4 separate regions of the Homo sapiens genome follow, and all the other regions are linked to region 1. The links are chromatin contacts, found by Hi-C or POLR2A ChIA-PET in ENCODE. All regions are on one chromosome and are shown on one strand. The core of a region is the stretch at or near the end of the contact, and the rest is flanking DNA. Distances in the headings are between cores, read along the strand shown.

What was found. A loop is a pair of places that touch in the nucleus more often than their neighbours do. ChIA-PET counts read pairs that join two places held with the same protein, here RNA polymerase II (POLR2A). Pooled maps may share reads with other maps.
Region 2: a map with no recorded cell type shows a loop between it and region 1 (14-fold over the local background). The contact joins the promoter of MRPL12 here to the promoter of FASN in region 1. A Hi-C loop is called at or near these places in 10 of 37 single-sample maps with no recorded cell type and 12 of 50 pooled maps. POLR2A ChIA-PET finds 5 or more read pairs at or near these places in 4 of 52 experiments (A673, Caco-2, activated CD8-positive, alpha-beta memory T cell and 1 more).
Region 3: a loop to region 1 is called in a pooled map, with 3 times the contacts of the local background. The contact joins the enhancer-like site here to the promoter of FASN in region 1. A Hi-C loop is called at or near these places in 2 of 50 pooled maps. POLR2A ChIA-PET finds 5 or more read pairs at or near these places in 2 of 52 experiments (AG04450 and activated CD4-positive, alpha-beta T cell).
Region 4: a loop to region 1 is called in a map with no recorded cell type, with 18 times the contacts of the local background. The contact joins the promoter of MCRIP1 here to the promoter of FASN in region 1. A Hi-C loop is called at or near these places in 17 of 37 single-sample maps with no recorded cell type and 14 of 50 pooled maps. POLR2A ChIA-PET finds 5 or more read pairs at or near these places in 5 of 52 experiments (H1, HepG2, MCF 10A and 2 more).

Annotation. Positions count from the first base shown.
Region 1 is chr17:82,096,855-82,099,554 of GRCh38, reverse strand. FASN (fatty acid synthase) reads left to right here and starts at 1,319. Exons shown (of 43, transcript NM_004104.5): 1 at 1,319-1,434. RefSeq lists silencers at 147-1,626, 1,697-1,886, 1,907-2,116, 2,177-2,226 and an enhancer at 2,095-2,700.
Region 2 is chr17:81,701,917-81,704,616 of GRCh38, reverse strand. MRPL12 (mitochondrial ribosomal protein L12) reads right to left here and starts at 1,250. Exons shown (of 5, transcript NM_002949.4): 1 at 1,042-1,250; 2 at 187-373. The coding sequence starts at 1,115. HGS (hepatocyte growth factor-regulated tyrosine kinase substrate) reads right to left here. Exons shown (of 22, transcript NM_004712.5): 22 at 2,496-2,700. RefSeq lists a silencer at 883-1,262 and enhancers at 1,163-1,766, 1,753-1,822, 1,767-2,370.
Region 3 is chr17:82,530,320-82,533,027 of GRCh38, reverse strand. All of the region lies in intron 1 of FOXK2 (forkhead box K2), which reads right to left. Among named protein-coding and RNA genes, the nearest start is that of FOXK2, 12 kb to the right of the region's middle. Within about 2 kb of position 1,312, at least 5 of the 41 ENCODE cell types and tissues checked have a DNase peak (open chromatin) inside an H3K27ac peak, as active enhancers do.
Region 4 is chr17:81,831,858-81,834,645 of GRCh38, reverse strand. MCRIP1 (MAPK regulated corepressor interacting protein 1) reads left to right here and starts at 1,355. Exons shown (of 5, transcript NM_207368.5): 1 at 1,355-1,408. It overlaps PPP1R27 (protein phosphatase 1 regulatory subunit 27), which reads left to right. Exons shown (of 3, transcript NM_001007533.4): 2 at 1-143; 3 at 794-1,154. The coding sequence ends at 917. RefSeq lists enhancers at 1-324, 838-1,351, 2,378-2,788 and silencers at 947-1,066, 1,177-1,736.

The DNA of each region.
Region 1 (2,700 bases), core at 70-2,569:
GGAAGGAAGCGGGACACCTGCAGAGGGGCCGGGGGCCCCAGTCTCCGGTTCCCCTTCAGCGGCCCGGGCTTGCTGAGCCCTCAAAGTAGGACACGCAGCCAGAGACACCTGTGGCCTCACAAGGCCCGCTTGCCCCCCATGGGGTGCCTGGCCCCGCAAGCGCGAAGCGGTCAGAAAAGGGAGGCCGCGCTTCAGGGCTCAGGCCGCCCAAGGGGCCACGATTCGAGGAATCACTCGGGAGGGAGGGAGCGCGCGAGGGCCGGGCTGAGCCCCCGCCCGTGGGTGCGCGCCTGGAAAACTCGCAGCCTCCGCCCTGGGAAGTGGGGCAGCGGCTCCCTTTGTCCGCACCACACCAGGTGGGTGTCCCGGCCGACTCCGCTCGCCACGTGGCCGCGCCCCTCCCCTCCGCCGAGCTCCAGCGGCCTGGAGTGCGCTCGCCCGTTCGGCCCTGCGCCTCGTCCGGGTCCCCGGGAAGCTGCTAAGGAGGGGCCGTCGGGTGGGTGGACGTCCGTCTCGGGTCTGGGTTCCCCGCCGCACCCGCGAGGAAAACCGGGGATGCGCTGCGATGACCGGCAGTAACCCCGGCCGGGGCGCCCGCGGCCGGGGTCAACGCCCGCACTTGCGCCGCGGCCCGCGAGGCATCCGGGACCGCCCCGCCGCCCGCCCATCACCCTATCGCCTAGCAACGCCCACCCGCGCGCCGCCATTGGGCCGGTGCGAACACCCCTGGCGCCCGATTGGTTGCTGCTGCCGCCGCGCCGCGCAACGCCGCGCCCTCAGCCAGCTCCGCGCGGGCAGCGACGGCGGCGTGGAGTCGGCGGCCGAAGTGCGGGCACGCGGGTCCGTCCGTCCTTCCGCGCGCCTGTGGGTCCGAGCGCCCCGCCGCAGCCGGCTGGACCCCCGGTGTGGCCACGGGGTAGTCCCCAGTGTGGCCCAAGCATTCCCATCCCGCACACGTGGCCCCGGCGGACACGGGGGTCGGGGATGGCTCGGGAGGCGCGCCGCGGGCTCGGTCGCAGCCGCGTGCGCGTCGGGGCCCGCGGGGCGGGAGGCGGAAGTCGGGGGGCGGTGGTTTCCCGCCCGCCCCGCCCCCGGCGCTCCTCAGTCCCAGCCCCACCCCCCCAGGCGCGTTCCCGCGCAGGGTCCCGGCTCGGGCGGCGGCGCGCACGAGCATCACCCCACCGGCGGCGGCGCGCCGGGTCCCGGGGCGCAGCCCCGACGCTCATTGGCCTGGGCGGCGCAGCCAAGCTGTCAGCCCATGTGGCGTGGCCGCCCGGGGATGGCCGCGGTTTAAATAGCGTCGGCGCCGGCCTAGAGGGAGCCAGAGAGACGGCAGCGGCCCCGGCCTCCCTCTCCGCCGCGCTTCAGCCTCCCGCTCCGCCGCGCTCCAGCCTCGCTCTCCGCCGCCCGCACCGCCGCCCGCGCCCTCACCAGGTACGAGCAGCCGGCGCTGGGGCCGGGGCGCGGGTCGTGGTCGGGGCTGGGCCCGGGGTTCCCGGGGTGGCCCGGCTCCTCATCCTCCGCTCTCGGGGCGCGCGTGGCCCGGCCCCGTATCCAGGGGTCGCCTGGGCGGCCTGTCCGGGTCTCGGTGTTCGTGCCCCTTCGGAGGCGCCCGGGGCCCCGCGGAGTAGGTGGGCGGATGGCGGGGGAAGGACGCCGGGGAAAGCCACCAACAGCCGCCTTCGCTTCCCGTGGGGGAGGCCGCGGACCCTGAAGGGCCTGGAGGAGCCCCCGGCTCGGCCTCCCCGCGCCCACAAAGGCGCCGCCGCATCCTCCTCCCGGAGCCGCCCCGGAGCCGAGGCCCAGCCCGAAGGGGACGCCGCGAGGGAGGAACGGGGGGGCGCAGGGGCCGCGCCGGGACCGGCCTCCCCATCACGTGGCGCAGCCCGGCCGAAGCGCAGGGGTCCCGAGCAGCCCCCGCCCGGGGCGAAGGGAGGCCGGGCGCGCCGCGGTGTTCCCACCCCCTGCCTGGCCGTCGACCCCGCGTGAATAGCAAGCGGCGAGGACCCAGCGTGCGGGCCTGGAGCTGGCCCGGGGCAGCCAAGCCTCTGTGAATCGCAGCGGGTGGGAAGGCGGCCGCCTCCCTGCCGGGACGGCCCAAGGGAGGCCGCACTGCCGAGGGGCGGCGCGCGTATCAGGCCCTGGGGCCTCGTGCAAGTGGCCAGACCAGCGCTGGCCTCCGCCCCCTCCCCCCAGGGCCGCACCAGCCCTCATGCTGGAGGAGGAGCCGGCGGCCTGGGCACCCGTTCCGGGTCTTAGGGACCTGGGCTCCAGGGAGGGCCTCCTGTGGTGTGTGGGTTGGTATGGGGAGGCAAGCGTCTGTGGGTTCACCCGCGCAGGTGAAGGGTGCCAGGCAACACCTGCGTGTCCTGGCCAGGAGTGGTTCTCCAGGTTGGACCCTGCTGGAGGGGTTGGACTGGCTGGGTCGGTCCACAGTGGGGCAGGGGCCACCTTTCCCCCAGAGCATAGGCTATCCCCATTTCGTCCCTCCCCAGCCCTGGTGGCTCTTGGGCTGGCCTGGACAGCGGGCCCCCACCCCAACACGGGTGAGCATGGGTGCTGAGTACCCCCCTCTAGGGCTCCCAGCCACCTCCATGCCCCGGCTTTGGGACCCTGCCTCTCCATTTCTTTGATGGCCCTTAGCAGGCTGGCCACCTGAGGCCTTGTCCCCATCTCAGGTGACCCTGCCTGCTCCTCACT
Region 2 (2,700 bases), core at 1-2,500, 390 kb after region 1:
CAGTGTCCACAGCTGGCCCTCACACCAGCCGGAACCTACTGAGGAGGGGCAACTAGCCTGGCATGGACCTTGCACCTGGACAAACACACTTTTGACAATTTACCAAACTCCCAAAATACACCAGGAACAAAACACAGGGGCCCTGAAACTTCCAGCCCCTGGGTCTGTGCCACCCTCTCACGATACCTTCAGGAGCTCGTTGAGGTCTGAGATTTCCAAGAGAGTGAGGCTGGCGATGTCCTGGACCAGCTGCTGTATCTTGGGGGGGTACTCCTTGGGGGCGTTATCCAGGGGTGCACCAGCGAGGGCCTCACACCTCTGATGGCCGCTGCTCCTCATATGTCGCACGGCACAGACACATGGCACCTGTCGCCTAGCCCCCACCCCCAATTAAAACAGACTTGTCAGTCCTGGAATGGAAGGGGCTGCAGAAACCAGAGGGGCAGGACAACTGGGGGACTGGTGGGTGCCATAAGCTCAGGCTGGTAATCACTAGGGCCGGAAATTACCTAGCTCCTTGGTCCCAGTCCAGGGTTCTCAGACCTCAAGGGGTCCGTATTGATAAGATTTGCAAGTTACTTTAAATTCTTCAAAGAGCCTTAGAAAGCCACGTGTTTATTTGCAGCCATACCACTCAAACCTCAAGTTTCTGGTTTGAATGAACTACATCAACCCAGCGGTGGCGAAACTATTACTTAGGTGCATCTTCCTGCGCAAAGCCTCCCAAAACATGGGGGCCCCTGGCCGCAAAACGCCGCACCCACGGATGGGCCTTTGCTGCGGAAAAGGCTGAGGCCAAGGGAGGAGCAGGGAATCGTCCAAGGTCATCTGGGGCCGACCCCGGCGCTTTCCACGGCCCAGGAGGGAAGGGGCGTGCGCACCGGGAGGCCTCCTCCCCGCGCCCCCGATGGGACCCCCAAGCCCGGCCTGGCCGCTGCAGGGAGGCCGGCCCCGCCGCCCTCCTCGCCCGGATCGACCCCTCAGTGCCCGGCTGCCCCCTAACCCGCCTGCCGGCCCGGACCGCCCCAGGATCCCGCGTACCTGGCAAGGCGGAACGCAGCGGCCCGAAGCCCAAGGCAAGGCCCCCACAGGGGGCGAGCGGCCGCCGGCAGCATCGGTCCGCGGGCTGGAAGGTCACACGCGGTTCCCCGGGAGGAGGCGACGCTCTAGCCGCCTCGGCCGCCGGGCATTCGAGCTGGGGAGGAACGCTCTAGCCGCCACGGCTGCCGGGCATTCGAGCCGGAAATGACGCTCTAGCCGTACCTCGCGCTAGCCTCGTCTCACCCTGAGATTACCCACAAGGCGGCGCGCTGCGCAGACGCAAAAGCGTCGTCTGTGGCGGCAGCTAGACATCGGGCGACCCTCGTCCCGCCAGGTTTTGGGGTCGCGCAAACGAGCGACGGGGGCTGGGGCTCCGGATTCAGGTGTTCTTTCTTCAGCGCTCACGGGTTTCTGTCCGTACGCGATGCGAGCGAACGTCGCGGTCGAGGCTAGGGCCCCGAAGCCCGCAGTAATCCACGTCTCCCGCCCGCTCCGGGCCCCCAGTGCCGCCGTCGCGGGCGGAGGCGCGAGGTCTGGGCTTTGGCGCCTTCGCAGCCGCAGGCGACATCCTCTTTCCTAGCTAAAGCCCCAAACGCCCAGGTGGCTTCCTGGGAGAGCACGGCTGAGCCTCCGCCTTCAGATCAGAACAGGCAGAGCCTCCAAGGGCGGCTTGGGCCCAGTGCCTGCTTATCCTGCCCGTCTCTCCACACTTCTTCTTTCCCTGTCCGTTGGAGTCCATTCCTTCCTGGAAAAGCCAAAGCCGCGCTCCCCTAAGAGGCCTGGATGTGAAGGTGAGTGAGACGCCCTGGCCTCTGGGTGCAAAGGCCGGCGCCTGCCGCTTTCAACACTCAGGAGGCGCGTTTCAGCCCCGCTGGCCCCCGGCCGCAGACTCGGAGCGCTGAGCTCCCACCGTTCCCATCACCCGACTCCCTTCCCAGGAATGAGGAGCACCCGGGAAGCTTCAGCCACTACACGAAGGAGGCGCCAAGCCCAAACTCCTCCCCAGCTACCGGCGGGGTCAGTGCAGAGCCGCGGAGGGCACACATGAACCCTGGCACGCAGCCTCAGGGAGGGGCAGGCTGGAAATGACCCTGCCTGCAGCTGGGCCATCAGCCTGACCACCTGCCCCCTGAGCAAACGTTGATGCAGGTCGGGCGCGGTGGCTCATGCCTGTAATCCCAGCACTTTAGGAGCCCGAGGCAGGTGGATCACCTGAGGTTAGGCGTTCACGACCAGCCTGGCCAACATGGTGAAACACCGTCGCTACTAAAAATACAAAAACTAGCCAGGCATGGTAATGGGGTGCACCTGTAGTCCAGCTACTCGGGAGGCTGAGGCCCGAGAATCGCTTGAACCCAGGAGGCGGAGCTTGCAGTGAGCGGAGATCACCACTCCAGCCTGGGTGACAGAGTGAGACTCCATCTCAAAAAAATTAATTAAAGAAAAAACGCTGATGCTTTCTGAAATACATTTTATTATCGCTGTACCATTCTGGGGCACTGGAGATGGCAGCTGAGAAGCAGAGAAGCTGGAGACCTGAAGCCTCCACCCTTGGCTGTGGCTGCCGAGAGAGGCCCCTGCAGAGGGAGCCCCAGGCCACACCCAGACACCACAGCCAGCTCACAGTGCGGCCAGAGGGCACAGGCTGCTTGGGGGGTG
Region 3 (2,708 bases), core at 63-2,562, 430 kb before region 1:
AGGTAGAAGACAGTGATACTGCTGGTCCTGACCCTATGTAGGGCTAGGCTAGTGTGTGTTTCAGTCTTAGTTTTTAAACAAAAAAAGTTTAAAAAGAAAAAAATAATAATTTTACAAACAGAAAAAAGCTTATCAAATAAGAATACAAAAATATTTTTGTGGTCAGGCGCGGTGGCTCACACCTGTAATCCCAGCACTTTGGGAGGCCAAAGCAGGCAGATCACCTCAGGTCAGGAGTTCGAGACCAGCCTGGTCAACACGGCAAAACCCCATCTCTACTAAAAATACAAAAATTAGCCAGGTGAGGTGGCTACTCGGGAGGCTGAAGCAGGAGAATCACTCGAACCCGGGAGGCAGAGGTTGCAGTGAGCCACAATCACACCATTGCACTCCAGCTTGGGCCACACAGTGAGACGTAGTCTCAGAAAAAAACAACAAAAATATTTTTTTATGTCTGCACAATGTGTGTTTTAAACTAAGTATTAGTTTATAAAGTAAAAAAAAATTATAGTATGTTAAGACTAATAAATTATTTACAATTTTTTTCTTTTACCTGACAAGAAAACTCTTTTTAAATACATTTAGGCCAGGCGCAGTGGCTCACGCCTGTAATCCCAGCACTTTGGGAGGCCGAGGTGGGTGGATCACCTGAGGTCAGGAGTTCAAGACCAGCCTGGCCAACATGGTGAAACCCCGTCTCCACTAAAAATGCAAAAACTAGCTGGGCTGGTCTCGGGTGCTGGTAATCCCAGCTACTCGGAAAGCTGAGGCAGGAGAATTGCTTGAACCAAGGAGGCGGAGGCTGCAGTGAGCCGAGAACGCGCCATTGCACTGCAGCCTAGGCAACAAGAGCGAAACTCCATCTCAAAAAAATAAATAAGATGGGCACAGTGGCTCACGCCTATAATCCTAGCACTTAGGGAGGCCAAGGTAGGTGTTTACCTGAGCTCAGGAGTTCAAGACCAGCCTGGACAACATGGTGAAACCCCATCTCTACTAAAATAAAATAAAATAAAATAATTAGCCGGGCGTGGCGGCGTGAGCCTGTAATCCCAGCTACTCGGGAAGCTGAGGCAGGAGAACTGCTTGAACCTGGGAGGCAGACGTTGCAGTGAGCCAAGATCACGCCATTGCACTGCAGCCTGGGCGACAAAAGCGAAACTCCTTCTCAAATAAATAAAGTATAGCCTAAATGTCCAGTGTTTATGAAGTTGACAGCGGTGTACAGTCACGTCCTAGGCCTTCACATTCACTCACCATTTACTCACTGACTCACCCCGTCCTGCAAGCTCTGCTGACACTAAGTGCTCTAGAGAGCTGTACCTTTATCTTTTGTACCTTATTTTTACTGTGCCTTTTCTATGTTTTAATATGTTTAGATACACAAACACCATGTTACAGCATTCAATACAGTCACATGTTGCTTAAGTTTGTGCAGCATGTGGCTGTAGGCGCAACAGGATATACACACAGCCTGGGTGTGCAGCAGGCTGTGTCATCTAGGCTTGTACAAGTATGCTCTATGATGTTCGCACAACAATGAAATCACCTAACAATGCATTTCTCAGAATGATTTCCACAGTTAAGTGATGCATGACTGTACAAGGCCAAAAAAGTCACTTTGGGGAGTCTACCATCAACAAAAACAAAAAAAAGTGGGAGCAACTGTAGAATCAGAAGTGAATTTAATCTGACTTACATTTATAACTGTTTTACATGGTTTCCTATGGTACAGTAGTCACCCAATCCAAACTCAGAAGCCCACATCCAACCAATTCAGCAATAAACATTTGAGTCCTATCGAGTACCCAGAATTCCTGGAGGAGGTCACCCAGGGGTCAAAGGCTACAACCCCAGGAAGTGTACAATGTAAAGATGAATCAGCCCAGCCCACAGAACACTTACATGCAGTTCACTCAAGTGTACAGGATTTCAGCTGTGTTTAATCACGTGTGGACAAGTCCAGGGGGAAGCTTGGCAAAGTGGGAACAGGTCCTCAAGGAGGACCCAGAACAGACATTTTATATTTAAACCACATCTTCTTCCACCCAGCTCAAATGGCTATCAAAATGATGTTCATTATCCTAACATCCTCCAACAGCTCAGAAATGGCAAAAACACAGAATTTTTAAAACATTCTCTATATACTCAAAATGCTATCGTATTCTGAAAAATACAAGACCAAAAAAGCCACTTTGAAAACACAACAGTAGACCGGGCACAGTGACTCACACTTTGGCCTGTGATCCCAACACTTTGGGAGGCCAAGACAGGGGAATCACCTGCAGTCAGGAGTTTGAGACCAGCCTGGCCCACATGGTGAAACCCCGTCTCTACTAAAAATACAAAAATTAGCAGAGCGTGGTGGTGGCGCCTGTAATCCCAGCTACTCGGGAGACTGAGGCAGGAGAATTGTTTGAACCCGGGAGGAGGACGTTGCAGTGAGCTGAGATGGCGCCACTGCACTCCAGCCTGGGTGACAGAGCGAGACTCTGTCTCAAAAAAAAAAAAAAAAAACACATCAGTAGTTTTAAATTTCCTTATTTCGGGTTTTCTCTCTCTTTTTTTTTTTTTTTTTTTTTAGATGGAGTTTCACTCTTGTTGCCCAGGCTGGAGTTCAAGTGATTCTCCTGCCTTAGCCTCCCGAGTAGCTGGTATTAGAGGCATGCGCCACCACACCCAGCTAATTTTGTATTTTTAGTAGACAC
Region 4 (2,788 bases), core at 106-2,605, 260 kb after region 1:
GCCTTGCATGAAGCCGTGCTCTCTGGAAACCTGGAATGCGTGAAGCTGCTGGTCAAATACGGGGCTGACATTCACCAGCGAGATGAGGCGGGCTGGACACCCCTGCACATTGCCTGCAGCGATGGGTACCCTGACATAGCCAGGTGAGGGGGCCCTGGGTCTACACAGGCTTGAACCCGACCCCTCCGGGCCTCAGTGGGTCCCCAGGATGGGAGCCCCAAAATGTAGCCCGGGTGGTGTCGGCAAGAACCCTAGAGGCTGGGGGCGGTGGCTCACGCCTGCGCCTGTAATCCCAGCACTTTGGGAGGCCGAGGTGGGCGGATCACCTGAGGTCAGGAGTTCGTGACAAGAACCCTCTCACTACTAAAAATACAAAATTAGCCACGCGTGGTGGCGCGCGCCTGTAATCCCAGCTACTCAAGGCTGAGGCAGGAGAATCACTTGAACCCGGGAAGTGGAGGTTGCCGTGAGTCGAGATCATGCCATTGCACTCCAGCCTGGGTGATAAGAGCGAAATTCTGTCTCAAAAAACAAAAAAAACAAAAAAAGAACCCTGCAAACCCTAGAGGCTTCTGGAATCCTGTTTCTGCCTTTGTCCTCAATAGAACCAACTTGAAAAGCTGGCCACAGCTTCCAAAGGGTCAGGTTTCTTCCTCCTCACCCTACCCGGACCTTAGGACCCCAAGGTGGGGGACACACAGGTGACCCCAGGACTCTGGCCCTCTGACCCGGGTTGGGGCGAGCACTCTCCTGGCTCCTCCCCGCTTCAGCCAGAGCGACCTTTACACCCCAGGTACCTTATCTCCCTGGGAGCGGACAGGGATGCAACCAACGACGATGGCGACCTGCCCTCCGACCTCATCGACCCGGACTACAAGGAGCTGGTGGAGCTCTTCAAAGGGACCACGATGGACTGAGCCAGCTTTGCCCGCCCGCCCCCGCGCCCAGGGCCGCCTCCCTGGAGAAGCCGCGCGTCGCCCATGGGCCAGCACGTGCCCCACCCGTGGGCCAGGGGCGGCCGGACCCGTCCCTCCACGACCCCGCCACCCCTCCTAGGCCTGGCTTTGTCCCCAGGTGAATTTTTTACTGTGACACTTTTTACTTTTTCAATAAACGTGACTCCCAGGTGAGGGGGCCTGGGTCTACACACGTGGTCCCTGTGGTGGTGTCCTGATTACTGGGCTCTGGCCGCTCCCAGTGGCCGGCGGCGCTCACCGTTCGGGCCAGGGAGGTCCGGAGCTTCCGCCACGAGCCCCAACCCCGCACGGGAATCCCGGCCGCCCCCGCCCTCCGCCAGCCGGGCGGTCACGTGAGAGCGCGCTGCGCCTGCGCCTGTGCAGCCCGCGGTGGCGTCACTTCCGGCGGGGCCTCCCAGCTGGAAGAGGCGGTGGCGGCGGGTCGGGGCGAGGTGAGGCGGGTGCGGCGCCGGGCGGCGGGGACGGGGCGGGGCGGGGCGGGCGCGGCTGGGCCCCGCCCTGGTGTCGCCGCGCGGCCGCGGGTGCCCTGCAGGGCCGGGCGGGGCCGGGCGCGGGGGAGTGGCCGGGCAGCCGGGGTCCGAGGGAGGGGCCCGCGTTCCCCGCCCGGCACCTGCAGGAGGGCGCGGCCCGCGGGGCGCCTGGGAGCGCGCGTGGGGAGGGCGCGGCTCGGACTGAGCGCCTTTCCCGCCCAGGCAGGGGCAGGTGCCGGGGACCCAGCGCCGCCGGACGCTCGCAGCGGGCCAGCCTTCTGCCGCCGTCGGGGCTTTGGGGCTGACAGAGCCCCGCTTTCCCGGTCTCCTGGAGGGACCGTGCCTGAGGATGCCTCCGATTCTCGGAGCGCCGCGGGCCCGGCCGTCCGCATTCTTTTTCTGTCCATTTTTCGGCCTTGCCCTCTTTCCCGTCTCCCCGGGCGGTGATGCTGGGCCTAACGGGGAGAACGGGGCCTCCGCCTGCCTTCTAGGCACTCACTGGGCGGTGGTTGTGACCGCGGGGGCGGGAGCCATACGGGGCACGGGCTGTGCTTCTCTCCCTCCTGCCCCTGGGTAGCCGTCGCAGGAAGGTGGTCTTTCAGCTGGATCCCCAAGGATGAGTAGGATAGTTTTGGGCAGAGAAGACAGCTTGACCAAAGGCCCTGAGGTGTAAACAGGGACCAGTGAGTGGACTTTGGGTGGGATGTGGCGAGAACGTGTAGAGAGGGTGGGAAGTGGGACGTGAAGGAAGAGCCAACAGGGCTGGATTTGGGGCGAGTCAGGGGAGGTTGTGGTTTGAGTGGGATCAGGATGGGGAGGAGGGCGCACACGCTCAGGCTGTTGCTGCCACCACCCAGGGGAGAGGGTGAGGAGGTGGTGCAGCGCTTAGAGGCTTTCCCTGGGCGGTCTTCAAGGGACCACGAGGTGCCAGTGTGGCAGCTGTGACAGCCGTATCCTCGTGCGCCTGCTTGGGCAATAGATCATTTTCTAGCCTCGTTGGCTGAAAAAGACACAGAACACGAAGAGAAAGTGGAGTCTTAGAAACTTTGAATCTCAGAAACTCCGGAGGAGCATGGTGACTAGCGATGGCGTCACTGATTCTAACTCTGGAACCTCACTATTGTCACGTTGCTGGAGTGTTACCTCATGGCCTGTTCTTAGGCATGTGGCTGTGTGGGGGAAAGAATTTGGGACTGGGAGGCCAGAGACTGGGGTTCTGTCCCCTCCCCACCTGGAAGTCTCTAAAGCCCTTGGGTCCCCTGGAGGAGGAAGGTTCTACATAGTTCTACCCAATGCGACTCCCCTCCCTATCTGGAGGGAGGGCCAGTCTCTGAGCAAAGC